Linked DNA regions of Homo sapiens: region 2 is linked to region 1. A link is a loop called in an ENCODE intact Hi-C map of the cell type or tissue named here. Cell type or tissue: endothelial cell of umbilical vein. All regions are shown on one strand. Links, peaks and the distances in the headings refer to the core of each region. The heading gives the core; the rest is flanking DNA. Region 1 holds the start of LOC105369483 (a long non-coding RNA gene). Region 2 has its middle 92 kb from the start of LINC02715.

Region 1 (16,604 bases), core at 4,409-12,408:
GCTCCACAGAACAGCTTTTTCCCCATCTCTTTCCATCTATGCCCCTTTCCTCAGGCCTCCCTACTTCCTGAGACACAGAAATATTTGTGGCTGATTTGATCTTCTATCCAGACCACCAAAACTTTCTCCATATCAGCAATAAGACTGTTTCACACTCTTATTACTCGTGTGTTTATGGAAGTAGCAATTTTAATTCTCTTCAGTAACTTTTTCTTTGTTGTCACAACTTGGCTGTTGGGTGAAACAGGCCTAGCTTTTGGCCTGTCTCAGCTTTCAACCTGCCGTTCTCACTAAGCTTAATCATTTCTAGCTTTTGATTTAAAGTGAGCAACGTGCAACTCTTCCTTCCCCTTGAACACTTAGAGGCCAATGTAGGATTATTAATTGGTCTAATTTCAGTATTTCTGTGTCTCAGGAAATAGGGAGGCCTGAGGAAAGGGGCATAGATGGAAAGAGATGGGGAAAAAGCTGTTCTGTGGAGCAGTCAGAACACAAACATTTATCGATGAAGTTAACTGTCTTATGTGGGCATGATTCGTGGCCCCCCAAGATAATTATAACAGTAATATCAAAGATCCTTGATCATAGATCACCATAACAGATATAATAATAATTTAAAATTTAAAATATTGCAAGAATTTCCAAACCGTGACACAGAGACAAGAAGTGAGCACAGGATGTTGGGGAAATGGCCCCAGTAGACTCGTTGGATAAAGGGTTACTACAAACCTTCAATTTCTTAAAAATGTGATTTCAGCAAAGCACACACAAAAAAAGATATACCTGTTCAAAAGGCCTGGGATTTATAGCATATGTGAAAGCAGATATAGATGCCAGAAGGTTGTGGAAAAATGAAGAAAAGTTAATTTTTGAGAGATTATATCCATTAAGAAAAATAAAAATATGGTCTCTATCAGCTTAGAAACTGAAAGAAAAAAAAATAATCTATAATTGTATCTGCATCCATATAGGCATTGTGTTAATAAGGCCTACTTTACATGGCCACCACCAATGACCTTGCTGTGGACATCATCTCTGTTTTAGAGATATGGTGACAATGACTATCACAAGGACATTGAATAGCATGAAGCCTGAAACAAGGGTGGTCTCTGGCTCTGTATCCATGTTGTTTCATAAACTGGGTTGGTCAGGATGAATAATGTCCTACTATCCACAACCAGAAGAATATCTGTGAAAGGGCAACAGAACCAGGGCCCTTAAAGTCTGTCAATTACCCTCTACAAACTCATTGTGTATACACATGGATTATTTCTAGTACATCTAGCCAGATTGTTTCATTTCAACTCTACCCATTATTGAGCTTTGGATGACACTGGAATTTTCTGCCCAAAATATAGGGATTCTCCCTCTCTGAGCAAGTCAGCACACAGTTTATGGCAAATAATAAATACAGCAGTTTCCCTTTGTCATCATACTTTCTTTGACACAAGTAAAGCTGGTGACTCAGAATTGTGGGCCCACGTCGTGGGGATATGGCTGCAACAGAAGAAAAATGAACAAGTCCTGAAGATAGGAAAAATCTGCAAAAGAGCTGATTCAGAGAGGACAGGCTATCTATCACCAAAGACCTTTCTGACCCAAGGTCTGCTGATATCATATAAGAAATAAAGGACTGAGAAAGTCACAAGGCCTAGGACTATGCTGAATAAGATAGAGAGGTGCAGATTTTGCAAAGGCCTGTATTATCAAAGTTTTCAGACCTCTCCTCAAGAGTCGAAATGGTCAAGTGTATACCTTGGAAGAAAATACTTATACAGACTTGGGTGAATGGGAAGTTGTTATTGAGTGGGTAGGGTCCGTATAGTTTGAGACGATGAAAAAGTTCTGGAGATAAATGGTGGTGACAGCTACATAAAAATGTGAATGTATTTAAGGCCACTGAAATGGTACACTTAAAAATTATTAAAATGGTAAATTTTATGTATTGTATATTTTACCACAATAAAAAACCATATTTACAAAAAGCATTTCAGTAGCAAACAGTAACTAGTTTTGTAAAGCAAAAATTTAGAAAGTGGTCAGGCAATGTTATGCCCATTTAATGCCTGTTTTTAAAAAGTGAAGAGTCTTGGCTCTAGAACTAGGTACTGGTTTCATATCAGAGCATCTGAGCTTCACCTTTCACTAGTTCTGTGACATTAGGCACATTATGTCATTGTTCTAAGACTCAGTTTTCTCATCTATAAAATGGGTCAATTATATAACATGTCATGTTTAGGATTGCTGAGGGGGTAAATGACATTATCCACATAAACTGCCTGTGCTGTAAGTGTTTGGGAATTCTTAACTATAATGTTGTTATCATTATTGTGTTGTTATTGTTGACAACTAAATTCAGACATTACTGAATTGTCTGAACACAAAAGCCTTCAACACAGTTCTTAGGAGGAGAGAAAGGTAAGAGCACACAGTTAAATCAATAGGAAATTTATTAAATGCATATTATAATTCAATCTTCTGCTAGGTACTGGGAAAAAGAAAATGAACGAAAGACAAAAACACACCATAGGCCCTAAAGAAGTTTACAACCTCACTGAGGAGATAAAGTAGATACATGACACATTTCAACAGTGTCGAGTGCATAACAACATTCAAGGTCCTTCACTGGTGCCACTCTTGGGAGAAGAGAAAGCCCTTCCAGGAATAACATGCTGTGGTATTTAGGTATTCAACAGGCACGTGTCTGGTGTCAGCCAGTCTTGGCCTCAGATCCCACCTCTACCCCTGCAAGTAACCTAATCTCTCTAAGCCTCAGCTTCCTCATCAACACAACAGTGATAATATGGGTAACTAACTCAGAGGGTTGTTTCAAACTTTAAATGAGATTGATGCGTGCAATGAATTTAGGACTTAGCACAGATTAAGCCATCAGTAGAAATTACCTTATTTAATAAAAAATCTAATATGGTAAGCACTGCTTATTCTTATGCAAGAAAATCAGGCCTCAAAAGATTAAGGGACTCACCCAGTGTCTAGCTAGTACATGGCAGAGTCAGGAATCCAATCCAGATGATAGGACTCCCGACCCAGTGCCCTCTCCACGGTACCAAAACCACCTCTGTGCTGTTAATGTTAAGTGAGCACTGAGAGAAATTCCTATGGCAATTGAGAAGATGGTTAAAACAATGTCAATAAAGTGGTTAAAAAAAAAAAAAACCTCATGAATGAAGTAAAACAGAAAAAAAAAGGTAGGATATTATTCAAAACAATGTTATTGGAGACTTCTTTTCCATACACTATCTCACTGAATCTCTACAACAATCCTTTGAGACATAATTAGCCCCATTTTACTGTTGAGAGAAATGAAACTTGGAGTGGTTAAAACAAAAACTTATAGAATGTGCCAAGATTAGTAAGAGGAAACATTAGGATTCGAACTGATAGAATCAGTTCTATCTGATTTCAAAATCATTGCCTTTAATCAAAGAGAGAAGATTTCCAGATGAGAGAAAAAACATGAGTTCCTTACTAATTTTTTAGGTGAATAACAAAGACTGAGTGTGAAATAAACAGAGCAAATTCAGGGAGATGGAGTACAGGCAGGGAGGACCCAGGAAAGGAGGGGAGGAGGAAAGGAATCTGTGAGGTGGATGGAGACGACAAGAGTAATAGCTTAGAGAGAGAGCACCCTTTGGTTTCCTTTAAATCAAGGAGACTTTTGCTTATACATTCTCTTTATTCCAATGAATTTGAGCAGAATCTTCCTCCTTTTAGATGTCTTTTTTTCTAAGAATTTGATTTTAATTTCTGTGGCTAACTCCTGCCAGATAATTAGTATCCAGGGGGATGCAGGAAGAGTTCATTTACCTCCTCAAAAGAAATGGTTCAATCCTGAATCATAATGGAAACTGACTCACTGCAGAATCAATCATGGTGATGACCAAGGCCATAGCGGTCTCACTGAAGGCCAGAATCCCTGACACTGCTCATTCACAATACACTAAGATAAAAGTTCAAGGCGGTGACTAAGAGCAACTCTGAGACTATGTTTAAACAAAAGGTTGTATGGGTCTGTGAGCTCAACTTTATGGACATCTTTAAAGAAGGCCTCTAAAGGCTTTTGAGAAAAAGAATTGGCCTTTGAATATCTTGAATTTTAATTAAATTGAATGACCTAAATACAATTTATTGTAGAGTACAGGAGATATCTTTATTTAAATAGAAATCACTATTGATTTCTACATTTTGTAGGGGCATGTTATTAAGCACTTATCTGTGAGTCCTCCAAAGAACAATCTTTCATCTGACCAAGCTATTTTAAAGACTGATCTCTAAACACGTGAGAGAAGGAAGCAGAGTCTAGTCTTCTCACCAATGACTCTGGGAAATAAGATGAGGCTCCTTCCAGGAGCTATCAGGCATCCAGCCTCAGGAGTAGCCTATATCCTTCAAGAGAATTCAGAAGGGATTCATGGGGCACCAGGCTCTGCTTTTACTTTTCCCCAGCATTCTTTCCATTCTCCTGCAATGACAGCAACAGAAAAACTTCTAATCTACAGAAATTCTGCACCTTCCAAAAACTTGATCTATAGATGCCAAAAACCTGCATGGGCAGAATCGTCCAGTCCTGATGAGAAACAATGATGAGGAAGGATCTGAGTTGGAGCTGCTTCCTTAGGATCTGCAAGCTGAAAAATTGCTTCTCAACAATCCCAATGGTTAAGTATCATCAGGCAACCAGCTCTTTCCCTGCTGCCGCATAAAAGACCGTCCCCTGTAGAGAAGACAAATGACCCAGATACAATTTCTGGTGATTCCTAAAGTCAAAGTTTCCTTTGCCTACTCTTGGGTAATTAAGTGGTTGTTGCCCCAAAACAATAAATAGTATTTCTACCTCTGTTTCCTGGTTCACTCTTCTGACCAGTATATTGGAATAATGGACTTAGTAATAAAGACACAAATCCTGAAGATTTAAATTGCAGATCCAGAGCTTTCTAATTCCATTTAATGTGATAACCTCAGGCATTTGGGTCAACAGAACCTGGCAAGAGCACTCCAGGTTCTAGGTTCTAGATCCAGATTTCCTTGTGAAGAGACAATCTAATCAGTTCTGCACTATGATCACAAGTCACCATTGTTAAGTTAAATAAAACTCTTTTTCTTAGTAATATAAACTTATGTTACATGCTATATAAATTGATGTTCCACCCTTGAATATGCTTCTTTATATATATTTATTAACCACATAAAGCTAAAAAACATAAAAGCTGCAACATAAATATTCTTCCTAGGGGGTTTTTCTGCATAGGATGAATTGGCTGTGGTGTCTCTAAATGCAATTTAAATAATGTTTGGACTAAAGGTGGTTTCTTTTCTTGGGTAATATCTCTGCAGCAAATAGGAACATTCCTCACATGTCCAAGAACCTCCCGTGTTTAAAATTGTATAACCTTAAGTTTTGTAAAGAATAACCACAATCTGCCATATCCTGAACCTGTTCTGCACTTACATAACAGTTCCCAAGCAAGATACCACACTGAACTAGACAAGAAATTTAAAGAAGAGCATACTGGTTTGTATGCCATTAGTCTCTAAGACACAAACAGAAAGACTGAACAATTAGGTTAGGACTATAAATTTGGCCTTCACTATTGTCCTAATCACTGTCATCAACATTCAAAAATATCTGTGAAATATATACATGTATGTATATAGGGTGTATGTATACTGTAGAACCCAAATGAGGAACCAAAATATCTGTCAGTATAACTCATTATTTTTTATAATGATTTGGATCTTAGATATTTTGAAAAAACCAATCTTTTCAAAGTTAAGTTGTGTTTTGTTTAAAATGTGTTTTAAAACTATGCTGAGAAAAAAAATTGTGATAAAATCAGGAACATAGCCGGGTGCAGTGGCTCACGCCTATAAGCCCAGCACTTTGGGAGGCCAAGGCGGGTGGATCACTTGAGGTAAGGAGTTCGAGACCAGCCTGGCCAATGTGGAGAAAACCCATCTCTACTAAAATTACAAAAATTAGCTGGGTGTGGTGGCATTTGCCTATAGCCCCAGCTACTTGGGAGGCTGAGGCATGAGAATTGCTTGAACCCAGGAGGTGGAGGTTGCAGTGAGCCAGGATCGCACCATTGCACTCCAGCCTGAGCGACAGAGGGAGACTCTGTCTCAGAAAAAAAAAAAATCAGAAACACTAGTTTGAGAGTTTGTTTATTAATTGCATGCCTACTGTGTTCCAAGAACTGTATTACATGCTGGGAATATAAGATAAAATATGCCATCCTTATTTTTTAAGAGTTCCAAGATTAGACACACTGTCTCTCTCATTCTCTCTCTCTCTCACATACACACACATCCTGCACAGGCTAGTGAGTCCTAACGCACAGGTATAAATGAGCAATTCATTGGGCACATGAAGGAGGAGGAAGAAGAGCACACAAACCACAGTGATTAGGAAGACATATCAGAGTTGTTAGAGTCACCAAAGTATAAAAATGATGTAACTAAATCCTAATCAGAGGATGGGCCAGAAAGCCAAAGAACATATGTAGTGCATCAGCCAAAATGGTGGAGAGAGCCTTGGAAATTTACAAGGCCAGAACCCTCATGTTAGGGTTTAGGCATGAAGAAATTAAGTGACTCATTAAGGTTATAGGAGTTAGAAATTTGGAGCATATAGATGAGGTTAATTTAAACACGTACGCAAGTGCATTTAATTAAGTTTATAAGAACCTTCACATTGATGAGGATATTTTGTAAACAGATCTATCCCACTACAGAGGAATCAAAGGCAAAAGAGAAGGCCTTATAATCTTTGCAACTAAAGAGACCTTGAGTCTAAAAGTATCAAAATCAAGGGCTGAGATTTGGCTTTGAGTCCTCTATGTCTATGATGAGTTCAAGGTTTCTGCTGTCCTCATAGAGAAAACTAAGAGTAATGATTAATGGCAATGACATTTAACCAAGAAATTCTATGTATATCATTGGACTTTGCTTCATATACAATCCCCTATATATATGTGTGTGTGTATGTATATTACTGAAGGTTAGCAATTCGTGGTTAGGTGGTTTTTTATATTGTTTAATTATGTAATTATGTTCATTCATAATTTGTGTTAGATTGTTTTTAAAAGAGTTTATTTTATAACAAAATTAATCAATTGAATAATAATTCCCTCTCTATTGGCTGCCTTGGAGGAAGTTCAGATTATTGACTCATGTAGCCAATGTTAGACACTATTGTTTCCCTGGTAATAGCTATTTGAGATGCAGAGATAATATCAAAGATAAAATAACGTGTCCTGTGAAAGTCTAGGCCAAGGATACAAGAACTTTCTCATACAAATCTGGATTTATGGCTTCTCTTAAAGAGGTGAAAGCTTTAACAAGGCCAGATTCACATTTCCGAATGATAACAACCGGCAAAAGCCAAGTTGCAGCTGCCCCTTCTGATGGTATGAGAACTCTGGTTCACCTCCATTCTCACAAGCCAAGATGAATATTTCTGACCTGGCCCTGTAGACATTTGAGTTTATGATCCCTGTCATAGTCTTATAGACTTAAATCCAGAATTCCAGCAAGCATCACAGATGTTTAATGTTCTCATTCTTTAGAGAAAGGATTTATTTTTATTACATTGGAATAAACTCCACTGCCTTTTTGAAATGTTTTAGTCCTTTGAATTTTAGCCAGAAATTGGAATGCTGACAGTCCTCATTTGTATTAGTGAACTACCTTGTTCTATCAATTTTAGTTTATTATAGAAAATGGATTTGAGAATCTCTAGACTCTAAATTTTAATTCCTAATAATAAATCCATAGCTTTCTGCTCTACCTCTTCTAGCATAATTAAGAAGGAAAGTTAGTATTGGAATTATTGAAGAGTTTGAAGAACAGCTACTTAGAAATGATAATAAACACTTATGTATCTAGTTTATCACCAAAGCAAGACATCCCACGACATTCAGTAATTAATAGTATGACCTATATATTATTGGGAAAATTAATGGAGTACATATTTCAAGTAAAATCCATTTAGTAAATGAAAAATGTTTTAGTTCCACACCATTATCCTCAAAAAGAGGTAAGCCAAAATGAATGAATTGATTCAGTCAGAAAGAGGAATAAGAATCACATAGTTAAGTATGAAGGCTGTTAGAGTCATTTTCACGACATCAGAACTCTGAAGGCCTTTAGGGGTCATGTGGGTAGAGGCTTTCAGGATTAGGAACTTCAGACTCTCCATCATTTGATTTTTTTTTTCCTGCTTTCATTTCAGAAAATAAAACAAAACAAAACTCTTTGCAAATTCTCGCTTAAAGGTTAAGAAACTTTGCTTATTTCTCCTAATTTGGGTATTTTCCCACCTTCCTGAGATGTGCTGTAAGATATCAAAAGCTCAAATATATCATCAAGTAATTTTTATGTGGAAATACTTAAGGCAAATCAAGAAAAAACATGTCAAATTCAAGAAGCTTTGGAATTCTTGAATATGCCCCTATGAAAGCATTGCAAAATGTTAGTGTTTCTCTTTTGAGACAATTCCACAGCATTTTGATGCCTGACCCAGACACACCTCCTACGTAAGTTTCCCTCTCTGGTCAGTGTCATCTCTATTCAACAGACAGGAACTCCAAAGTTCACTCAAGCATTTTAATGATCTCAAGCTGGGTAGCAAGAGCCTGGGGGCTTTTTCTGAGTCATATGGAAACTGCTGCAGGGTGACAATCAGAACCTTACAGAATTATCAAGTGTGAAATGAAGGCAACACCAAAGGAAAGAAATTCTCACTATTTTCCAAGGTAGTGACCTTTTATCTTCTCCACTTCAAAACTTCATTTTGTGACTACGATGCCTATCAATTACAGAGGTCATTTAAACTCTCAAGAGAAAGAAAGAATTCCACCTTGCTAAGCAATCCCTGAGCTCAAAGCTTTGATCACACTTCAAAAGAGAACATCTCACACCAAGATCACCCTCTCTTTTATTGGAGGGACAGGACTGATCTGCCAGTGAGAACAACTGCACGGCTCCAGAGCATCTCAGAGGGTCAGTCTTCCAGGCAGCTGGTTTCTTCTCCCTCTTTTCCTTCATCTGGAATATGAAAGAGTGAATCAGAAAACAATCTCACTCCACACTAATAAAGGAGTAAGTTGAAATAAGGCCTCTAAATGGAAAGGAGACACTAACGAAACACACCCTCCCAAAACCAAAAGGATGAAACCATTTAGAATGGTAGGTAAAGGGTTTCAGCAGCAGTCAAGGAGGCTGGAAACAACCAACAATGTATGTATCCCTCAACAGTCATGAACCTAAGACTCTCAATAATTACTCAATCACGAGGGAGTAAGTGTAGTACATTGGCAAGACTCCAAGCTTTAGAGTCTGAAAGACCTAAGTTTAGATACTGGCTCTGTTGCAGATGGCTTTGTGCTTTGAGTTACTTCATTTCTTTGCATTTCAGATTTCTCATCTCTACATTCCTTTTATAATATCTGTCTTTCAAGATTGTTGTAAGGGTTGAATGAGATAATACACCTAAAAATGCCAGACACATTCATTGCTTAATGGATGGTAACTATTGTCATGATTATTTGTAGCGTTAATAAATAGGTGAGAACTATCAGCTCTCTTGCTCTTTCTTTGTTGCCCCTATAGCATGGCATAAATTTACAGTACTCCCTTTGGGTTTCCTTTTCCATCAAAGTCAAGCTCTGTCATATCCTGTGGCTGAGGCAGGAACAAAAGAGCTAAATATATAAGAGTCAGAGCAGGAAGTTTGGGGCAATCTAAAAAGTGCACCTCTCCAACTGGGTGAAGTGAGTACCTGGAACATGGACCTAACTGTATGTGTAAGAAGATGGAATTTTTCTCTAAAAGAAATGTCATTTGTCCTGAGATATAAAATGAAGCAGACTTTAGACGAAGGAAAGAGAATGATTTCCTGGACTCTCAGGATCCAAACTTGGAGCTTAGGGAAGAGGCTGGTTCCAGGCAGTGCAGAAACCACTTAGGAACTAACTTGTTTGAGGTGAGACATCCACATCTGCTGGAAAATGTGTCTGGATGTGCATATGTGCATGTGCATGAACTCATGAGCAGGGCCCCGCTGGGTAGTGACAGGAGTCAAACCCACACTGGTGTGCAGGGGCAGCAGCGGAGGCTGACACAGAGAGCAGGACTTTCTCTTCCAGCTCTTCTTCCAGGGGTGTCAGCAGCAGCTGACATCTTAGCTCAGTGGACGAGACTTCCCCAGGATCCCAGATTTCTAGATATCAGCAGTGGCACACCACCTACTCAGCTCCAGGAAACTACCTCTGTACTGCCAGCAGACAAGGGCAGCACCAGCATGCCAGGTTGCCAGTGTTTCAATAGTGACACCATGTGGCAGTGACAATCAGACTTCCTACTTGGCTAAGCCAATTTCTGGTTTTCTTTCCTTGACCTGAATCTTTGGATTGACTAAGAACTTTTTCATTATCATGGGACCAGATACCGATGAGGTAAGAGAAACTTGTCACAATAGGTGAGATGGTGAGTCAATAGTTTAATCTGAATGTAAAATACGACAATGTGTGTGCTGCAAACTGGGGAGATGATGAGGGAATCACAGTGCTGGAGAAAAATACCTGGAAAGCACGTTAACAGAGGACAGGCCGTCCTCTCCCTAAGCACAAAGAAGTGTGGGAAGCAATAATAGGAGCACCATGCCAGTCAGCAGAGGAGGACAAGAGAAACCCTAAGAGCAGACCAGATAGAGTGGCTTTGGCAGGCAGACCAGCAGTCAGCCTCGGAGAGCACTGGTAGAAAGTGGTAGCCCCCATTTCACAGGACTGAAGCTCAAGAACAGACTTCAGTGCTGGGTGGGGTGGAAGAGCAATGATAACAGAGAAAAACAAGCCCAAGTCATTGAGGGCTGGGGGCAGGTTAAGCTATGAAGACAAGGACCTCGGACACAGGATCTGGATCAGGAACACACTTATTAGAACACAGCCAGGCCCTGGTCTCAGGAGTAGAAAATAAGGTACGTTCATTCATCTACTCAGCAAATATGTAGAGTCCTACTATATTTCAGGTACTATTATAGGCAGTACTCTTTAGGAGCATCCAAAAATCCCTGCTCCCAAAGAGTCTGCATCCTATCAGGGGAGATGGACAACAGATTAAATAAGAAAATGTACAGCAGATGGTGATTCATGCAATGGAGAATAGGAAAGCAGGGAAAAGAGAGAGAGGACATGATGGGGGACAGGGTATATGTTAAATAGGATGGCCAGGGAAGGCCTGAGAAGGTGTCATGTCAGCAAAGACACAGAAGAGGTGAGGAAGTGAGTGGCATGGCCATGTGGGTACAAGAAGGATAGAGGGAGTAAGAGCACAGAGGCAAGAGCAAAGCGGGCCTGCCTGCAAAAAGGCCAGTGTGGCTGGAGTGGATGGAATGAACAGGTGAAGAGTCAAGGAGGCCCGAGAGTTGTGGGGTCAAATTGTGTGGGGCCTGTGGATCACATGGACTTCATGCTGAGGGAGATGGAGGCCTTTGGAGGGCTTTGGACAGAGAAGTTGAGACAAGGCAGTCAGGCATGAGGGCAGCAGGGGCAGGCTGGTCAGAAGGCTGTGAGAGCAGCCCAGGCTGGAGGCGAAGGTGACTAGAGCCAGTGGGCTTGCCATGACAGTGCTGAGATGTGGCTGGATTCTGGATGTATTCTGAGGATGGAGCCAACACAGTTTCCTGACAGGTTGGTTGTGGGATATGAGAGGAAGGGAAGAGACACATGCATGGCCCCCAAGTTTTTTGGCCTGAGACACTACCTAGATCTTTTTTTTTTTTTTTTTGGAGACGAGTCTCGCTCTGTCGCCCAGGCTGGAGTACAGTGGCGCAATCTCAGCTCACTGCAAGCTCCGCCTCGTGGGTTCACACCATTCTCCTGCTTCAGCCTCCCAAGTAGCTGGGACTACAGGCGCCCACCACCACGCCCGCTGACACTACCTAGATCATGAGTAGGTCAGGCTAGCCCGGGCAGCAATATTACACTGTTCTGATTCCCCTGAGTCCCTTAAACCCCCTAAACCCACCAAGACACCAGATGCCTGCAAGCAGGGAGTTACATTTGGTTACAAGCCATGAAGGTGAAAAGGATAAGAAAAGTCAAATCATCGTAAAACCTCTATTTCAGATCCTGTAAGGCCAATGGACTTCTGTCCCCTTGGTCACAGCTGCTACATGAGGTGGCACTAATGTCCCCTGAGACCAGCAACACATAGGCAGTCAGGTTATATTGTTCTGCTTTTCTCTGACCTGTCACCAGAAAAGCAAATAAAACAGTTCTAGACACATGGTCCTGAAGCATGCTTTGTGAGAGGGCATGAACACATGGCAAGCACAAACTTTCCTCATGCATATTCTCCAATGAGCTATAAGTCAGCAATCTTAGGCTGTCACCAAATCGATCCCTTTCATAACTAATCATGTTTTGCTAACCTTCAGACACACGTAAGTAACTGACCAATTCCACTTACCTCAGGCATTTTTGTGTGGCCCACTGAGAACCTTTGTCCTAACCCCCTGCAACTGTCAAGCCGTTTTGAGAGTGTTGATCTTGCAGGGCTTTTCTCCACCTCCAGCCCCACTCCTACTCCTCATTCCTCCCGTCTCTACTTTCCTTGAACTGAACTGACCAGTACAATCCACATGTCTGGTACAAACTTAGCCTCTTTTTCACAGCCCCATTGCTTACTTCTCCTTTCTTGCTTTTTAAGGCCCGTTACCATCTTCATCCCTGGCTTCCTACTGGTATTTCCATTAATGAATGTCCTCTTCAAAACAGCCCAACAGCATAACTCCTGTATGGTGTCATTGTAGGGTATGCTCCACCAGTTTTCAGAATAGAGCAACTCTCTTAACAACTCTTCTTCCATTATCCCAACACACACACACACACACACATGCATGCACTCACACACAGACACACACTTCATATGTCCTTCATGTCTGTTACTTTGTGACATCAGAGCTCCCACTTACCAATTCAGTTTGAAAGCTACATTATAGCCACAATTCCCTCATAGGAATGGTCACCTCTGAGAAATTTAAGATTCTCCTTTTTGCGTCTTTGCAGAGGTTGAAAAGGTGAATCAATCCATGAAAACGCTTTGCTCTTGAGCTCTCTGGGGACATTCTTGCAAATATACTGGTGCTCTCTGTGCTTTGGGGTATACTAAGTAGTCACCCTTTTATCTCCAGAAGTTTATTTTTAATGAAATGCTGACATTTTAGCATTTCATTGCATATCTGCATTCTAGGGTATCTGTCAATAGTGACAGGACTCAAGAAAGCATGAAAAATAATCCACTCATTATCAGTCCTTTGTTGAATTTAACTACAATTGTTATACCCTTGAAACAGATTTTAGTTGGTAATGGAAAATCAATACAAATAATAAGAGATGGTTTAATCTCCTTAGGTATGTTGTAACTCACGTCATTGCACACATATTCATTGCCCTACAAACATACTCAGAGAATGACATTCTAGAAAGAAATGCAATGCATAAAGAAAATAATATCAGGGTGCAGATAAAGGACAGTAATTCCTCTGGCAAAAACAAAATGTCCTTTCGGGGCATATGTGCCAGTCATGCCTATGTGGTAAAGTAAAATTTGGGCAATTTGTCTTATTAAATTGTTCACCCAACAACCATATCTGTCTCAAATGATGAAAGAAGTCAACACTGTGTGTCAGGCTGCCTTTTGAAGCATGGTTCCTGACCCTTTCCAGTGTTGGCAGTCTTGTAGCAGTGATCTTTGACAGACATCAGATTTCATATAACTTTCTTCTCCACTCTAACAAAATGTGCTTCTCTGCTGTACTGACCCAGGAAGAGAAAGCTTGGGTACAGTCACCAGTCCTGGGTTCTAGAAAATTCAATAGCCGTTATCACTTTAGGATAGAATACATATTTTTTCTGGTAGCACCAAAATTTGCTATTGAACAAAATACTTTACATTCATATTTTCCATGCCTGTCACATCTTGCTATTGGCCTAAGATGGCTTCAGAGAACTGTCAAAAGATAGCCTCAAGACAAGTGAAATAAGCCAGACACCAAAGGTCAAATACTGTATGACTCCACTCACATGACATATCTAGAATAGGCAAATTCACAAAGACAGATTGTAGAATGAAGGTTACAAGGAGCTGGAGGGAGCAAGAAATGGGGAGTTATTATTTAACCTTCACAGTTTCTATTTGGAATGATGAAAATTTTTGGAAATAGGGGTGATGGTTGCACGACATTTTAAATGTAATTAATGTCACTGAATTTTACACATAAAAGTGTTTAAAATGGCTAATTCTATGCTATATGTAGTTACCATAATTTGTTTTAATTTTGAAAAGATAGCCTGAAGAAACTGAGGTGGAATTTTCCCCTCCACTTTAATAAACAAGGGTTTTCTCTACAGCCACCCCTAAAACTAAATTAGTAGAGTTTGCATCATTGCACAGAAAAGATTCCTATCCCCATGCCAGCAAATGATAGAGGTATTTGTGCTCCTCTTTATAGGTTGGAAGCAAAAATCGTTCAGAAATTTCCTCCGGATACAAAATTTATATATACATACATAAATTATTTATCACCGCAAGCTTATAATGGAAAAACATCATGTATTTGGTTCACCCATCGCCATCTGTGCTCCCGCTCCCTAGAGGGAGCTTCTTTTAAATGAGTCTCTGGTAGTTACCTATGAAGCCCTACATAGTATGCTTAAACCACTATTTCATGCTGTATCATCTCTACCAATTATTTGTAACTTCCTGCTGTAAGAGATAAATGATAGCTCACTTGTACCACCTCCCACCGCCTCTACCCTTTCCCTCACAATACAGTTGCATCGCTGTTCTCAGTTCCTCCCACTGATTGCCTCTACAACCTCAGACTTAAATCTCCATTTATTACTCAAACAGACAATTTCTTTCGGCTCCCTATTTTGGAACTGGAGATATTAGTGATTCTCTCTTCCTCTCGCCTTCCACTCTCTTTTACCTCCTAACATCTATCAACTCTAGTTTCACTTGTATGTGGTCCAAGCTAAAAGTAGTTATGATGGTAAAATCTATGTTTTTTTAACGGGATTATTGCAAAAGTTGAATACCAGTAAACAGTGTTTGCATTATAGTAATCAGGTAAGTATTGTTATCTTTAGGAGCACTGGGCATGCTGGAAGTATTCTTCCTTCTCTCAGATCTTAATGCCATAGCCACTTTGACACTTGGAGAATAATCCTGAGATTTAGTTCAAAAAGATTCTTCTGCTTCATACTCATCAATTGCTAAATTCACACTTAGTTTGCTACAGATATGAATCATATCTGTCTTATATATTAGGTTGGGGCAAAAGTAATTGCCATTACTTTTAGTTTGCAGTTAAAAGTAATGGCAAAAACCTGCCAGGCACAGTGGCTGACACCTGTAATCCCAGCACTTTGGAGGCCAAGGTGGGTGAATCACATCACAAGGTCAGGAGTTCGAGACCAGCTTGGCCAACATAGTGAAACCCCGTCTCTACTAAAAATAAAAAAATTAGCCGGGCTTGGTGGCTACTTGGAAGCCTGAGGCAGGAAAATTTTTGGAACCCAGGAGGCAGAGGTTACAGTGAGCTGAGATCATACCACCGCACTCCAGCCTTGGCGACAGAGCAAGACTCTGTCTCAAAAAAAAAAAAACAGTAACGGCAAAAACCACAATTACTTTTACACCAACCTAATAGATTGGTTGGTTGGTTGGTTGGTTGGTTGGTTGGTTGGTTGGTTGATTGGTTGGTTGGTTGGTTGATTGGTTGGTTGGTTGATTTTTATTGAAGTTCCTAACACCCTTACCTTTTCTTCTTGCCTTCTGTGCCTTAATCAGTTTCCAGGGTTTCTCAAACTCACTCTATTATCTATTCCATCATACACCCTTTATTCCAATGACCTACCTTGCAGTGCCCTCCATATTTCTGTTCTATATGGACTCAGCCTATTTCACAAGTGCCTTTTCACTGAGCTCCTCTGTTAGATCCATCATTTGTTTGTTTGAAGTTTCCACCTATTCTCACAATTTGCTCTAAATCCTCTAGGGTTATTCATTTCTGGTTTTATTTTTCTTTTTGTGGGTGGTAAGAAGAGATCTTTTATGTTTTTATATTTCCTAAATATCTTGGGATTCTTAGTGGTCTATTTATATCTGTTTCAATAAAAATTGTTCCTGATTAAAAAAACTTACAACAAATCAGGTATAAAAGGAACATATCTCAACATTATAAAGGCCATATAAAGGCCATATAGGACAAGCCCACATCTAATATTGTACTCAATGGTGAAAAGCTGAAAGCTTTTTCTTTTATGTTATGAACAAGACATGGATGTCCACTCTCACCACTTTTAGTTACTATAGTACTGAAAGTCCTAACCAGGGCAATTGAGCAAGAAAAATAAAAAATAAAAGATATCCAAATCAGAAAAAGAGAAGAAAATTTTATCTGTTTGCAGATGACAAAGCCTTATATATAGAAAACTCTAAAGCCTACACCAAACAATTGTTAGAACTAAAAAACAAATTTACTAAAGTCACAAGATAAAAAATCAGCATACAAA
Region 2 (16,604 bases), core at 4,074-12,073, 51 kb after region 1:
CTCCATAGCTCAGTGATTCTTTTAATTAGTTCTGAATTTTTTGCATCTGGGTTCTGAACTTTAAATATGAGTAGCTGTTCTTTCAAAAATCGAAGGTAAGACACCATAGGTTTCTTCAGATAACTAGCTAAGGTGGATGAAAACCATTTCAGTAAATACACAAAACTGAAAGGTAAGCACAGTCAACTTCCACAGCCAGTGCACAGCTCCACTCTGGACCTTCACTGGGCACTCAGCATGCCCCACATGCTTCGAAGAAGGCCATCGCACTGGCAAATGAGGCAGTGACTGAGCCCCAATCTCGGAGAGCCTCCTGGCACAGAAAAACCCCTGCAGTGACAACTAGAACCCTCATGCGACCCTCCTTTCTTTATTATCATACCTGCCACTTGAAAGGCACTATGGTAAGTCTGGAATAGAAAGAAATTACCTCAACATATAAATGTCATCTGTGAAAAGCCCACAGCTAATATCATACTCAATAATAAGAAAAAATTGGAAAGCTTTTCTTCTAAGATCAGAAACAAAGCACTGAAGCCTACTCTTCCATTCAACATGGTACTAGATGCCTTAGCCAGAGCAATTCGACCAGAAAAAGAAATAAAGGGCATCTAAATTGTAAAGTGTGTTAATCTGTTCTGGTGGCGCTATAAACACATACATAAGACTGGGTAATTTATAAGGAAAAGAGGTTTAATTGGCTCATAGTTCTACAGGCTGTACAGAAAGCATGATGCCAGCATCTTCTTGGCTTATGGTGAGAACTCAAGGAGCTTTTACTCATGATAAGTGAAGGCAGATTAGGCATATCACGTGGTGAGAGTGGGAATAAGAGAGAGAGAGAAGGGGTGCCACACCCTTTTAAACAACCAAATCTTGGGTGAACTCAGAGCTAGAACATACTCATCATCAAGGGGATGGTGCTAAGCCATTCATAAGGGATCCTCCCCGATAATCCAAACACCTCCCACCAGGGCCCACCCCCAGTACTGAGGATTACATTTCAAGGAGAGATTTGAGGGGACAAACATCTAAACCAAATCAGAAAGAAATAAGTAAAATCTTCTCTGTTTGCAGACAGTGTTATCTTGTAGAAAACTTTAATGATGCTACCAAAAAAATACCTTATAACTAATAAAATAATTTGGTAAAGTTGCAGAATACAAAGTCAACATATAAAACATATCAACATATAAAACATATCAACATATAAAATCCTGTTGTGCTTCTATACACTAACAACAAACTACCCAAAAAATTTTTAAGAAAACAATTTCATGTACAATGGCATCAAAATAATAAAATATTTAGGCATAAATTTAACCAAGGAGGTGAAAGACATACACTGAAAACTACAATTCACTGTTGAAACAAATTAAAGAAGACACAAATAAATGGAAAGACATTCCACGTACATGAATTACAAGACTTAAAATTGTTAAACGTTCATACTACCCAAAGTTATCTACAGAGTCAATGCAATCCCTATACAAATCCCAAATGAATTTTTTAAGTTGATATATAATTGTATATATTTTTGGGGTGTATGTGATATTTTGATACATGTATACAATATGTAATGATCAAATCAGGGCAATTGGGATATCCATCACCTCAAACATTTATCTTTTCTTTGTGTTATTATTTTCAATTATTCTCTTCTAGCTATTTTTTGGTTTTTCTTTTGTTTTTGTTTATTTTTCTTTTAGCTATTTTGAAATATACAATCAATTATTAACTAAACTCTCCTTATTGTACTATCAAATATTATAACTTACTCCTTCTATCTAACTATATTTTTGGTTTTGTTTCTTTTTTCTTTGTTCGTTTGTGTGTACATGTGTTTCTTAAGACAAAGTCTTGCTCTGTCACCCAGGCTGGAGTACAGTGGTGCAATCTTAGCTCACTGCAACCTCCACCTCCCAGGCTCAAGCCATCCTCCCACCTCACCCTCTCAAGTAGCTGGGACTACAGCTGTGCACCACAATTTCCAGCTAATTTTTGTATGTTTTTGTAGAGACAAGGTTTTGTCATGTTGCCTATGCTTATCTCGAACTCCTGAGCTCAAGGAATCCACCAGCCTTGGCCTTCCAAAGTGCTGGGATTACAGGCGTTAGCCAGTGCACCTGGCCCTAACTGTATTTTTGGACCCATTAGTCAACCTCTCTTCATCCTCCCCACTTTCTAGCCTCTGGTATTCAATATTGTACTCTCTATCTCCATGAGATCCATTTTTTTAGCTCTCACGTATGAGTGAGAGTATGTGATATTTATCTTTCTGTGCCTGGCTTATTTCATGTACCATAATGACCTCCAGTTCCATTCATGTTGCTGCAAATTACAAGACATCATTATTTTTATGCTTGAATAATATATTTCATTGTTGTATGTATCACATTTTCTTTGTGCATTCATCTGTTGATGAATACTTAGGTTGATTCCATATCTTGGCTATGGTAAATAGCGCTGTAATAAACATGAGAATGCAGATGTCTTTTCGACATACTGCTTTCCCTTCTTTTGGATATATACTCAGCAGTAGGATTGCTGGATCATATGGTAGTTCTATTTTAAGTTTTTGAGGACTCTCCATACAATTTTCCATAGTGGCTGCATTTTCTTCACATTCCCAACAACTGTATAAAAGCCCTCACCTTTCTCCATATTCTCACCAGCACCCATTATTTTTTGTCTTTTTGTTAACAGTCATTTTAACTGGGCTGAGAATATTTCATGGTAGCTTTGATTTGCATTTCCCAGATTATTAGAGACACTGAGCATTTTTTTCTTATACCTGTTGGACATTTGTATGTCTTCTTTTGAAATCAACTGACTTTTTTACAGAAATAGAAAAAAAATCCTAAAATTCATATAAAACCACAAAGGAACTAGAACAATCTTGAGAAAAAAAAAAGAACAAAGCTGGAGTATCATATCAAAGTATAATATCAGAATTGGAGCATCATATCAAAATACATTACAAATCTATTTGTACTAGTACTGGCATCAAGACAGAACAATGGAACAGAATAGAGAACTCAGCAATAAATCCACACATATAGAGTCAATTGATATTCAACATGAGTGTCAAGAATATATGACAGGGTAATAATTGTCTCTTCAATAAATGGCGTTTGGGAAAACTGGATATTTACATGCACAATAATGAAATCGGACCTTTATATTAGACCATACACAAAAATAAACTCAAAATGGATTTAAGACTTACATTTAAGACCCCAAACTGTAAAAGTTCTAGAAAGAAAAAAACACACAAGGGAAAATCGTCATGACATTGGTCTTGGCAATGGTTTCAAGGATATAACACCAAAAGCACAGTCAACAAAGAATAAACAAGTGCAGTCAACAAAGAATAAACAAGTGAGACTACATTAAACTAAAAAGCTTCTGCACAGCAAATGAAGTAATCAACAGAGTGAAGGGATCACATACAAAATGGGAGAAAATATTTGCAAACCACATATCTATGAATGGGTTAATATCCAAAATATATAAGGAACTTCTACAACTCAATAGTTTAAAAAAAAAACTAAAAACCTGATTCAAAAATTGACAAAGGACATAAATAAACATTTTTCTAAAGACATATAAATGACTAACAAGTACATGAAAAAATGTTCAACATCTTTAATCACCAGGGAAATACAAATGAAAACCAGAATCAGATAGCTAACACCTCACACTTATTAAAATGACTTTTATCAAAAACTAGAAACAAAAGATAACAAGTGTTAGTGAAGACATGGAGAAACTGGAACCCCTGTAAACTATTTTGGATAATGTAAAATGGTGCAGTTGCCATGATAAACAGTATGAAGTTTCCTCAAAAGATTAAAAATAGAACTATCATGTGATCCAGCAGTCCAACTTTTGAGTACTTATCCAAAAGAATTGAAAAAAATTGAAAGAATTGAAATAGGCTCTATAAGAGATATTGTACTCCCATAATACATTGCAGCATTATTCACAAAAGTCAAAATGTGGAAACAACCTAAATGTCCATCAACAGAGGAGTAGATTTTTAAAGTGTTATAAACACAGAATGAAATATTATTCACCTTAACAAAGAAGGAAATTCTGCCATATATAGCAACATAGATGAGCCTTAAGAACATTACGCTAAGTGAAGTAAGCCAGCCACAAAAACACTAATAGTACATTTGTGTACTTTTAGGAAGTATCTAAATTAGTCAAACTCATACAAGCAGGAAGTATAATAGTGGTTGCCAAGGGCTGAGGGGAGGAAGAAATAAGGAGTTGCTGTTCAACGGCATAAGATTTCAGTTACTCAAGATTAATAAATTCCAGAGATATGTTGTATAACATTATGTCAATAGTTAGCAATACTGCATTATACACTTTAAAAATGTTGTCAAGAGAGTGGATCTCATGTTAAGTCTTCTTACCACAATAAAAAAAAATTAACTCCAATATGTCATAAGCCTAAATGTTAGCACTAACTAAAGCAATAACACTCTTAAAAGAATACATAAGAGTAAATCTTCGGGCCTGTAATCCCAGCACTTTGGGAGGCTGTGGTGGGCGGATCACAAGGTCAGGAGTTTGAGACCAGCCTGGCCAATATGGTGAAGGCCCGTCTCTATTAAAAATACAAAAAATTAGCGGGGCATGGTGGCAGGCGCCTGTAGTCCCAGCTACTCGAGAGGCTGGAGTAGGAGGATCACTTGAACCCTGGAGGCCGAGGTTGCAGTGAGCCAAGATCGTGCCACCACACTTCAGCCTGGGTGACAGAGTGAGACTCCATCTCAAAAAAAAAGAGTAAATCTTCATGACCAGGGGTTAGGCAAGGCTTTCTTAGATACAACACCAAAAGCACAATTGAAAAAAGAAGAAAAAGATAAACTTGGCTTCATCAAAATCAAAGACTTTTCTGCTCCAAAAGGCATTATTTGAAAAATAAAAATAAAAATACACCTTCAGAATGGGAGGAAATATTTGCAAATAATATATCTGATAAGATACTTTTATCTAGAACATATAAAAGAAACACAACTCAATAATGAAAACATAAATAACCCAATTTAAAAATGGGCAAAATATCTAAATAGACATTTCTCCAAAGAAGATATACAAATGACAAATAATCACATGAAAATATAAATGCAAGTCAAAACCACAGTAAGACAGCACTTTACACGCACTAGGGTGGCTATAACCCAAATGATGGAAAGGGAAAGTGTTGAGGAAAGTGTGAAGAATTTGGAACCCAGATGGTGGCAGTGTAAAATGGTGCAACCACTTAGGAAAATAATCTGACAGTTACTCAAAATGTCAAACACAGAGTTACCATTTGACCCAATAACTTCACTCCTAAGTATATACTCAAGAGAAATGAAAACATACCCACTCAGATGCTCATAGCAACATTGCTCATAGTAGTCAACAAGTGGAAACAACCCAAGTACATAGTGTTAAGTGTTCTTACCACAATAAAAAAATTAACTCCAATATATCATAAGCTAAATGTTAGCACTAATTAAAGCTATAACAAGTATTCATCAACTGGAGAATAGATAAGTAAAATGTGGTATATCCCTTCAATGGAATACCATTCAGCAATTAAAAATAGGAAGTACTGAGAGATGCCACAACATGGGTGAACCTTGGAAACAATATGCTAAGTGAAAGAAGCGAGTCACAAAGAACCACATAAGGCATATTTATATAAAATGTCTAGAAGAGGCAAATCTATAGAAACAAAGAGTAGATTCGTGGTTGCCTAGAGCCGGGGAGATTGAAGGTAAGAGAGGACTGACTGTGTACAGGGTCTTGCGAGGGTGATGAAAATGTTCCAAAATTGATTGTGATGGTCACACCACCCCGTGAATATACTAAAAGCCACTGAATTGTACACTTGAAATAAATGGATTGTATAGTATATAAATTGATTTATAGTATATAGTATATAAATATCTCAATAAAGGTGTTAGATAAGTTACGGAGGTTGTCATTCTCAAGACCATGCAGTGTAGGCTCAGCAGAGGTCACTTGCTCAACCCCAACATTGAGCACTTCCTTAAATTTTCTGCCCTTAGATGCCTTGCTAGCCCCTCGCTCTAGTCTTGGCCCTGGCCGTGTGAATTCATGAGGCATTACATGAAAGGTACTTAACATATACACCTACTATGTACCCACAGAATAAAAAGTAAAAAGGTACTTAACATGACCACATACCAAGTGCTTAGTAAGTGTTTGTGGTTATGATTATTAAACATCAAGAACGTGCCAGTCTTGGGACATATAAATAATAGCTAAAGTGTACTGAGTACATGAACCAGGCCTTATTCTAAACACTTTCTATGAAGATTAGATAATTGCCCAAATACATCCACTAGTAAGTAGAGCAGCCTTTAAAAAATGTACAGGGAGCCTGGCTCCAGTGCCACTGTATTAAACTGCATCATTAGTGAGAGTGTAAAGATGGTCAGGATACATTCATTTTAATTAGTAATTCATTATGAACCATAAAGATGTTCATCAAGACTATAACAGCGTAGCAGTAAAGATGAGAAATCCCATTGGTTTACAGAGAATTGTAAGTTCATCTGAGGATGGGCAAGACTTCAGAAAGGGTTCATTCCCTTACCACCACTACCTGCAAGTTTCAGGATGGAAAGGAGCTTGCTGGGATGAAGAAGCGAAGAGAGAGCATTCCGAGTAGGCAGAGTAAAAATGAGTAAGAGCGAGTGCTGAAACCAGTCTAGCAGGTTCAGGAAATGGAATTCTGCTGTGGAGCCTGTAGAGTGGCACAATGCTGGCGCTTAGAGTTACCTAACAGAGCTCAGTGTGAAGGGTTTTCTACACCATACTGGAGTCAGAGCTTTGTTCAAAAATGAAGAGGAAGCCAGCAGAGGTCCTAAAGCAAGAGTAAAGCACACAGATAGGAGGTGGGGAGATCTTTCACAAAGAAATTAGATTTGACAACAAACGATAGACAACTATCTCTTAGACAAGCTGTCTCTTGATACGCCATAGTAATTTACTGACTTTAAAGCTCCCTTACTGAAGAACTTGAAAAATATTGAGCTTTCCCTTTGGATATTCATGACAACTGCTTTCATAATTTCTTTTATGTGGTTAATGCAATGTTTTCTATTTATAAATGTACTATAAACTCAATGAGATAAAAAATTATCCTTTCATATGCCACTGGTTAAGCATTCCATTTCAATCCCCCATTCCTTAGCCCAGATCTTAGTTTCAAGCATCATTTAAACAAAATTAGTTCAGGGTCAACAAAACAGTAGTTTTTAAATTTATCTCAAACATTATGTAGCTGACTAAACAAGCTTTCTTGAGAGTGCTTTAGGGTGAGACCCTTGTTTATCTGTTTGAAATTTCTGACCCACATGCTTGGCTGCAGATCAGCCAGGAAAGGAAAAATGATTTCTATCAAACTCACTTCTAAACAACAGCTCAATTCCCAGGATGTGAAAACACCATCTCTTACTTGCATCTGACCTTCTACCACCAGTTTCCTTTTGTCAACAATAGACTCTGCTAGTTCTGACACTGTTCCCTCACTCTGGGCAGCTGGTGCAGAGGTTAAGCACAGAACTGGACTGTTTGTATCAAGGAAATTCGTGGAGCTTGTTCTCCTGCCGCTATAGCAGCTGGTATTGCCTGGTCTAATGTCCCTTCTTTGATTTCATTGTTAAGCCCTCAGGCTCTTTACTTGAAATTTGTAACAGGGCTGCTTCTTACAAGCTACCTGAGATACAGAAGGGAGCTATGCAAGAGACAGTGATTTATTTCACTCTTTTTCATAACGGTTCTTTTTCCATCACTAAAGGATCTGAAATACTCTTTGGAGCATGAAGTATGATACAGTTTATGGATTCATAGATCATTGGGTTTAAAGAATACCTAGAGTTTTCTGTATGGCATTCGTTCTGTGACAAGTTTGGCCTGAAACTAATAGTCTAGTCATTGTTGCAACACTTCCATTGATGAGTCACTCTCAAGGTGGCTTGTTCTATTTTGGGATGGATATAATTTTTCAAAAATATTTCTCACTCCATTGGTTGGAATTGTTTGTCCTTCCATAGACTGACTGTAAAATATCAAAAGATTATATTATCTCTCTGTTTTTTTCTTTTCCAGGCTACACTAGGGTCATGGTCGAATCCATATTTTCTGTAGATTACTGTTTCCTTATCTTTAAAGTACTGACATTTTGCATCTTAGTAAAGCATCGGTTTTCTAACCTAAGAAAAAATGGAAGTGATAACATTAATACCTTCTATATTGTGTTATGAGGGCCAAATAAAATAATAAAGATGCAGTTACTATAAAAATATAGCATTCTCCAATGTCCTATATATGGTATCAGTATTATTAGAAATATAAATACCCCTGTAAAATCTCAGCTCAGATAATATTTTACTTAGAGCAAATTACTCAGTAGTTATCCAAAAGAAACTGAGCTCAACAATCTAGTCTTAACATGAGGAAAGAAGCAAAACTGTCCCTCAATCACTTCGATTAAGGCAAGAAATATTTTAATGAGTCCTTAGTTTGTGCTAGGCACTGTTCTAGAAATTAAGGATGCCAAAATAAGCAAAGTAGATAAAGTCATCCCTAAAGGAATTTATTTATTTATTTGAGATGGAGTCTTGCTCTGTTGCCCAGGCTGGAGTGCAGTGGTGCAATCTTGACTCACTGTAACCTCCACCTTTGGGGTTCGAGTGATTCTCGTGCCTCAGCCTCCCAAGTGGCTGGGACTTAGAGGCATGTGCCACCACACCCGGCAAATTTTTGTATTTTTAGTAGAGATGGAGGTTCACCATGTTGGTCAGGTTGATCTCAAACTCCTGACATCAGGTGATTCACCCACCTCAGTCTCTCAAAGTGCTGGGATTATGTGGCGTGAGCCACCATGCCCAGTGGAATTTATATTTTAATGTGGGGCCTGGTAACATATAAGTAAACATATTTGATGTTGTTAAATGCTATGGGGAAAAATGAAGCAGGTTAAAGAGTGTAAACGAGGAGATACTATTTTGTATACATTGAATAGGGAAGACCTCATTAATAAGGTGACATTCGAGGTGAAACCTGAAATAAATGAGATAGTCAGCTGTGTGGATACCCGGGGAAGGCATTTTCAGAAAGAGGAGATCGATAGTGCGTGCAAAGCTCCTGAGAGCAGGAAAAGTGGCTGCGGCACAGCAAATGAGTGGGGAAGTAGTAGGTGATCTAGGACCCTGGTGAGGACTCTGAGCTTCCTTCCAAGTGAGACAAGAAGTCACTGGAGGGCTTTGAGGACAGGAGTGATGTGACCTGATTTAGGTTTTAAGAGGATCACTATCCTACTCTGTGATACATAGACATCAGGGAAACCAGTTACAAAGTATTCCAATAATCTATCCAACAGATCATGTTAAACTGAACCAGGATAGTATGAGTATATATGGCTAAAATGCTCAAATTTATGGTATATTTTGAAGGTAGAGCCATTAGGATTTGCTGATGGATTGGAAATGGGATGTGAGAGAAAGGAAGGAGTTGAAGATACTCCAGGGTTTTTGCCCTGCACAATGGGTGGGTTAGAAATTACAGAGCATTTGGAATTCCACACCGAAAGGAAAGGGAGAAAAAGTTCAAAATGTAAACCATGGTTAAATTGTGAAAGACTTTGTACTTCATGCTAAAGAACTTGGAATTTGTCCTGCAGGCAGTAGGTTTTATGCATACAAAGTGATGTGACAAGTTTGTATTTCTTAAAAGTAACTCTAGAGGGACATGCAGGATGGAATAAAATGGGGTAAGACTAGACGATGATAGATTAGGACAATATTGTAATAGTCCAGGTGAGACATAGCACCACCAGGTAGCAGAATGATCTTAGTGTCTGCTGGCCTAAAAGCAAGGTTACTATAGACTCACTGGGGAAAGGAGATAAATGATCTTAAGAACCAAGTGATGATCCAAGTGATGGCAAGCAGATTCCAGTGTGTCCCGCTTTATCACTTGATCAATGCATCCCTTGCCTGGACAGTTCTGGAGATATATTGATCAGCCCATTTCAAAACATTCACATTTCTCCAGGAAATGTTCATTGAGTGCTTCCACCAGTTAGGTAACAGGCCAATACTTGACCTAGACTCTATGGTTTAAAAAGAAAATAGATGGGATTGGGAATCAAAATACCTGAATTATTCAAACCCCGCTACTGCAGAATAAACAAACCTCATTGAAATATTTATTGGTTACCATACATATGCATTATTATCCTCACATCCATGTTTCTATTCAGTGATCATTCTCAGGCATATGGTATATGTCAGGATTGAACACACTTTGAATTGAACCTTTTGTTTAAGAGTGATGAGGTGGTAAATTGTTTTCATGTTGCAGCTCAGTCAGAAATATTTTTTACTGGCCTTTTGCTGAACAAGGAAAATATCCACTAATCATGCAGGTAAGCCTTAGCATTTTGTCAGTTTTCTTGTATGCACAGGTAAAGTCAATGATGAGTATTTTCAAGCAGCAAGAATTCTTGTTTACAGTTTATATGTACTGAGTGAACTTATCTCTTCTTTCCTACCTAAGTCTAGGCCAAAAAACGCTTCAATTTTTTTTAATTGGATGTTAGCCTGTTGCTTTAAAAAAAATAAACTTTACTTTTAGAGCAGTTTTCGGTTCACAGCAAACTTGAGCAAACTACACAGAGATATCCCATATACTCCCCCCACATACACATAACATCCCTCATGATCAAAATTCCCCACCACGGTTGTACATTTGTTATAATTGGTGAACCTACACATTATTATCACCCAAAGTCCATAGTTCACATTACGGTTCACACTAGGTGTTGTACATTCTATGGGTGTAAATGAATTTATAAGGACGTGCATCAATCACTGTAGTATCATACAGAGCAGTCTCACCTCCCTAAAAGTCCTCTGTGCTTTGCCTATACATCCTTCTCTCCCTCTTTTCCTCATCTTTTATTGTCTCTATAGTTTTGCCTTTTCCAGAATGTTATATATTTGGAATCATATAGTATGTAGCCTGTGCAGATTGGCTTCTTTCACTTAGTAATATGCATTTACATTTCCTCCATGGCTTTTCATGGCTTTATAGCTCCTATCTTTTCATGCTGAATAATACTCCATTATCTGGATGTACCATAGTTTATTTGTCTACTGAAGGACATCTTGGTTACTTCCAGCTTTTGACAATTATGAATAAAGCTGTTATAAACACTAGTCTTCAGGTTTTGGTGTAGAAATGTTTACAGTTTATTTGGGTAAGCATTAAGGAGTGTGATTGCTGGATAATACAGTAAGAGTATGTTTAGCTTTGTAAGAAGCTGCCAAACTGTCTTTCAGAGTGCCTGTACTATTTTGCATTCTGCTCCAAAATGAATGAGCACTCTTATTGCTCCACATCCTCACCGACCAGCATTGATGTTGTTGGTGTTTCAAATTTTGGCCATTCTACTAGGTGTGTAGTGGTATCTCAGTGTTGTTTCATTTGCAATTTCCTAATGACGTATGATGTTGATTTTTTTTGTATGCTTCTCTGCCATCTGTATACCTTCTTTGGTGAAGTGTGTGTTTAGAACTTTTGTAATTTATGAATCAGGTTGTTCATTTTCTTTTTGTTAAGTCTTAAGAGTTCTAAGTACATTTTAGATACCCTCTATCAAATAAGCCTTTTGCAAATATTTTCTCCTAGTCTGTGGCTTGTTTCTTATTCTCTTGTCTCTTATTCTTTTTTGGTCTTTCATAGAACTAGAATTTTTGGTTTTAATGAAATCCCACTTATCAATAATTACTCTCCTGAATGGTGTCTTTGGTGTTGTGACCAAAAAGTCATCACCATACCCAAGTGTCTTAGTTCATTCAGGTTACCGTAACAAAATACCATAAACTAATTGGCTAACAAACAATAGAAATTTATTTCTTAGAGTTCTGGGGATCCCTTGATCTTGAAAATCAATGGGCCAGCCATCCAGTGTCTGGATAGGGCCCACTTCCAGACTCCCAAATGGTGCTTTCTTGCTTTGTTCTCACATAGCAAAAGGAATGAGACAGGTCTCTGGGACTTCTTTTTTAAGGGTGCTAATCTCATTTGTGAGGACCCTGCCCCCATCACTGAATCACTTCCCAAAGGTCCCACCTCCTAATACCATCATGTCAGTTACTAGGTTTCAACATATAAATTTTGGAGGGCACAAACACTCAGACCATAGCACCAAGGTCACATAGATTTTCTCCTATGTTACCTTTTAGAAGTTTCATTGTTTCCATTTTAATTTAGGTATATAATTTATTTTGATTTAATTATTGTGAAGAGTGTAAAGTCTGTATCTAGATTAGTAATTTGGGTTTTTTGTTGGTTTGTTTGTTTTGCATGCAGATATCCAGATGTTACAGCATCTTTTTTTGAAAAGACTATCTTTGCTACATTGTATTGCCTTTGCTTTTTTGTCAAAGGTCAAAGATTATTTATGTGGGTATATTTTTGTGCTCTCTATTATGTTCCATTGATCTATTTATCTGTTCTTTTACCAATATCACACTGTCTTGATGAGTGTAGCTTTATAAGAGGTCTTGGAGTTGGATAGTGTCAGTCTTCCACCTTCTTCTCCTTTAATTTTGGGCTATTATTGGTCCTTTGGCTCTCTATATAAACTTAAGAATCAGTTTGTCAATATCCACAAAATAACTTACTGGGATTTTTATTGAGATTTCATTAAATCTGTAGATAAAGGTGGGAAGAACTAGCATCTTGTCAATATTGAGTCTTCCTATTCACAAATACAGTATGTCTCCATTTTTTTGTTCTTGTTAGGTTTCTTTCATCAGAGTTTTGTCATTTTCCTCACATAGATCTTGTGCATATTTTGTCAGATTTAAATCTAATGATTTCATTATTTAGGGAGTTAAAATAAGTGGCACTGTATTTTAAATTTCAAATTCTACTTGTTCATTGTTGCTATATCAGGAAGTGATTGACTTTTGTATGTTAACTTTGTATACTGCAACCTTGCTCTAGCTGCTTATTACTTCCAGAAGGTTTTTTTTAATTTTTTCCAATCTTCTACATAGATGACCACATTATCGTGAACAAAGGCAGTTTTATTTTTTTCCTTCCCAATTAGAACACCTTTTATTTTATGTTATTGTCTTATTCCATTAATTAGTATCTCCAGGACAATGTTAAAAAGGAGTGGTGAGAAGAGACACCCTTGTCTTGCTCCTGATCTTAACAGAAAAGCTTCCAGTTTCTCTCCACTAAGTATGACGTTAGCTGTAAACATTTTATAGATGGCCTTTATTAAGTTGAGGAAGTTTCCTTCTATTCCTAGTTTGCTGAGAGTTTTTATTATAAATGGATATTGTATCATAAATGGGTGATATAATCATGTATTTTTTTTCTTTGGCTTATTCCTGTGATGGATTACATTAATAGATCTGCCAAAGTTGAACCAGCTCTGCATACCTGGAGTAAACCCAACTGGTTGTGGTGTACAATTTTTTTTTAACCTTGTTGGATTTGACTTGCTAATATTTCATTGAGGATTTTTTTATCTATGTTCATGAGAGATATTGGTCTGTAGTTTTCTTTCTTGCAATGTTTTTCTGACTTTGGTATTAGGGTAATGCTGGCTTCATAGAATAAGTTAAGAAGTATTCCCTCTGCTCCTTCTAGAAGAGATTTCAGAAAAACGACATGATATCTTGCTTAAATGTTTGATAGAATTCACCAGTGAACCCATAGGGACATGAAGCTTTCTGTTTTGGAAGGTTGTTAATTATTGATCCAGTTTCTTTAATAAAAATATAGGCCTATTCCTGTCATATAGTTCTTCTTGTGCAAGTTTGGCAGATTGTATTGTTCAAGAAATTGGGTCTGTCTCATCTAGATTATCATATTATGGGGTTATAGTTGTTTGTAATATTCCTTTACTATCTTTTTAATATGTGTGGGATCTGTATTGGTGTCCCTTCTATTATTTCTGACATTAGTAATTTGCGTCTTCTTTCCTTTTTGCTTAGTAAGCCTGGCTAGAGGCTTATCAATTTTATTGATCTTTTCAAAGAAACAGCTTTTGGGTTGGTTGATTTTCTCTATTAATTTTCTGTTTGCAATTTCATTGATTTCTACTATAATTTTTCTTATTTCTTTTATTCTGCTCACTTTGGATTTAATTTGCTCTTCTTTTTCTACTTTCCTAAGGTGGAAGCTCAGATGATTGATTTTACATCTTTCTTTTCTAATACATGCATACAACGCTATAACTCTCCCTCTGAGCACTGCTTTCGCTGTACTTCACAAATTTTGGTAAGATATGTTTTCATTTGTAGTTAGTTCAAAGTATTTTTTAAATTCTTTTGAGATTTCTTCTTTGACCTATGTGTTATTCAGAAGTGTGTTGTATAATCTCCAAGTATTTGGGGATTTTTTATCTTTCTGTTATTGATTTCTAGTTTAATTCCACCATGGTTTGAGAGAAGACATTTTATAATTTCTATTGTTTTAAGTTATATTTTATGATCCAGAATGTATTCTATCTTGTTGGTTGTTCCATATGAGCTTGGAAAAATGTATATTCTGCTGTTTTTGGATGAAATAGTCAATAGCTGTCAATTTTGTCCAGTTGATTGACGGTGTTGTTGAGTTTAACTGTGCCATTACTGATTTTCTGCATGTTGGATCTGTTCATTTCTAATAGAGGGGTGTTGAACTCTCCAACTATAATCATGGATTTATCGATTACTCCTTGCAGTTCTATCAGTTTTTGCCTTATGTATTTTAATGTTCTGTTGTTAGGCACATACACATTAAGAATTGTTATGTCTTAATGAAGTTTTGACCTCTTTATAATTATGTGATGTCCCTTTTAATTCCTGATAATATTTCTTAATCTGAAGACTGCTTTGTCTGAAGTTAACACAGCTACATCAGCTTTCTTTTGGTTAGTGTCAGCAAGGCATATCTTTCTTCATCTCCTTACTTTTTTTTTTTTTTTTTTTTTTTGAGACAGAGTCTCACTCTGTTGCCCAGGCTGGAGTGCAATGGAGAGCAATGTTGGCTCACTGCAACCTCTGCCTCCCAGGTTCAAGGGATTCTCCTGCCTCAGCCTCCTGAGTAGCTGGGATTAGAGTTGCTCACCACCACACCCAGCTAATGTTTGTATTTTTACTAGGTATGGGGCTTCACTCCATGTTGGCCAGGCTGTTCTAGAACTCCTGGCCTTAAGTGATCTTCCCACATTGGCCTTTCAAAGTGCTGGGATCACAGACATGAGCCACCATGCCCAGCCTCTTCATCTCTTTAATCTATAATATGCCTTTATATTAAAGTGGGGGTTTTGTATCCAACATGTAATTGGGTTTTGCTTGTTGATCCATCTTGACAATCTCTTTCTTTTAATTTGTCTGTTGAGACCATTCACATTCAAATTTATTGTTGATAGATACAGAGAAAGATGGTGGAAAAGGATTTTCCAGCAATTATCCCCCTGCAGAAATTTCAATTGGAACAACTATCCAAGCATAAAAATGCCTTCACAAGAGAGAAAAAACAAACAAAGAAATGGGAGATGACAGAACCTGGTTGTAGCAAAATAATAAGAAAAGATGTATTGAAGAAGGCAAATGGGACACTTACACATTATCTCCATCACCCCCGCCTAACCCCAGGCAATACAGCATAGAGAGAGAGAAAGAGAGAGACACTGTCCACTGGGTAAAAGAGAGGGCAGTGAGCACAAGACTGCCTTGAACCCCAACGCTGGGCCTATTGTAGTAAAACTCAGCACCAGGCAGACCCCCACAGTTTCATATTTCAAACCAGTACCCATGGATTGAGCCTAAAGACTCACTAAAATGCCAGGCTGAACTACATAGACATAAGCTTCAAGCTTATGACAAACTCTAACCCCAGACCACACAACAGCCGGCCAACATCAGTGGCCCTGGGCTCCAGACAGCCCTCAGCATCAGGTAGGCTTCAGTGGTCCCTAGGCTTCAGGCACATTCCATTGCCATGCTGGCCGTATCTAACCCAGGCTTCTGGCCTGCCCAAGTGCCACACCTGCCAAACAGGCCCTAGGCTTCTGGCAGCACTGTGCCAGCTGCAGCTACCTTGAACTTCTAGTGTGCCCCAGCACCATACCTGCTACAGGGCCTTCCTAGACAAAACCAGTCTGTAAAAATTGGAATAAGGACCTAGTCTTTCAAATACTCAGACATCAACACTCAACCACAGAATCAAGAACAATCAGGAAAACATAGCATCACTAAATGGACAAAATAAGAAGACAGTGGCTTTTTATTGAAATTGAGATATATGAACTACCAGACAAAGCCATTCAAAACATTCCATCCAACAGCTATAGAATACATTCCTCTCCACTGGATATGGAACATCCTCCAGGTTTGATCATATGTTAGGCTACAAAACTATTCTTGACAAATTTAAGAAGATGAAATCATATCAAGTATCTTTTCTAACCATAACCGTATAAAACTAGAAATCAATAAGAGGAGCAATTTCTGAAAACTCACAAATATGTGGAAATTAAACAACATACTCCTGAA

The links. Peaks named below come from ENCODE experiments on the same cell type or tissue, not always from the same donor. Only the 100,000 strongest peaks of a DNase experiment are listed, where the experiment ranks them.
Region 2: it touches region 1 in a loop (2.8-fold over the local background); 2 of 110 quality-filtered maps call a loop at or near these places.

What each region holds. Positions count from the first base shown.
Region 1 is chr11:109,855,651-109,872,254 of GRCh38, forward strand. It overlaps LOC105369483 (a long non-coding RNA gene), which reads right to left and starts at 4,937. Exons shown (of 3, transcript XR_948003.3): 1 at 4,856-4,937; 2 at 4,565-4,735; 3 at 3,909-4,483. RefSeq lists enhancers at 3,799-4,998, 8,464-9,107, 8,692-8,841. In endothelial cell of umbilical vein, for the core only: no CTCF peak of the experiment used is centred there; no DNase peak of the experiment used is centred there.
Region 2 is chr11:109,907,477-109,924,080 of GRCh38, forward strand. It overlaps the pseudogene TFAMP2. Among named protein-coding and RNA genes, the nearest start is that of LINC02715, 92 kb to the left of the region's middle. In endothelial cell of umbilical vein, for the core only: no CTCF peak of the experiment used is centred there; a DNase peak (open chromatin) is centred at 7,515; H3K27ac peaks cover 1,823 bases.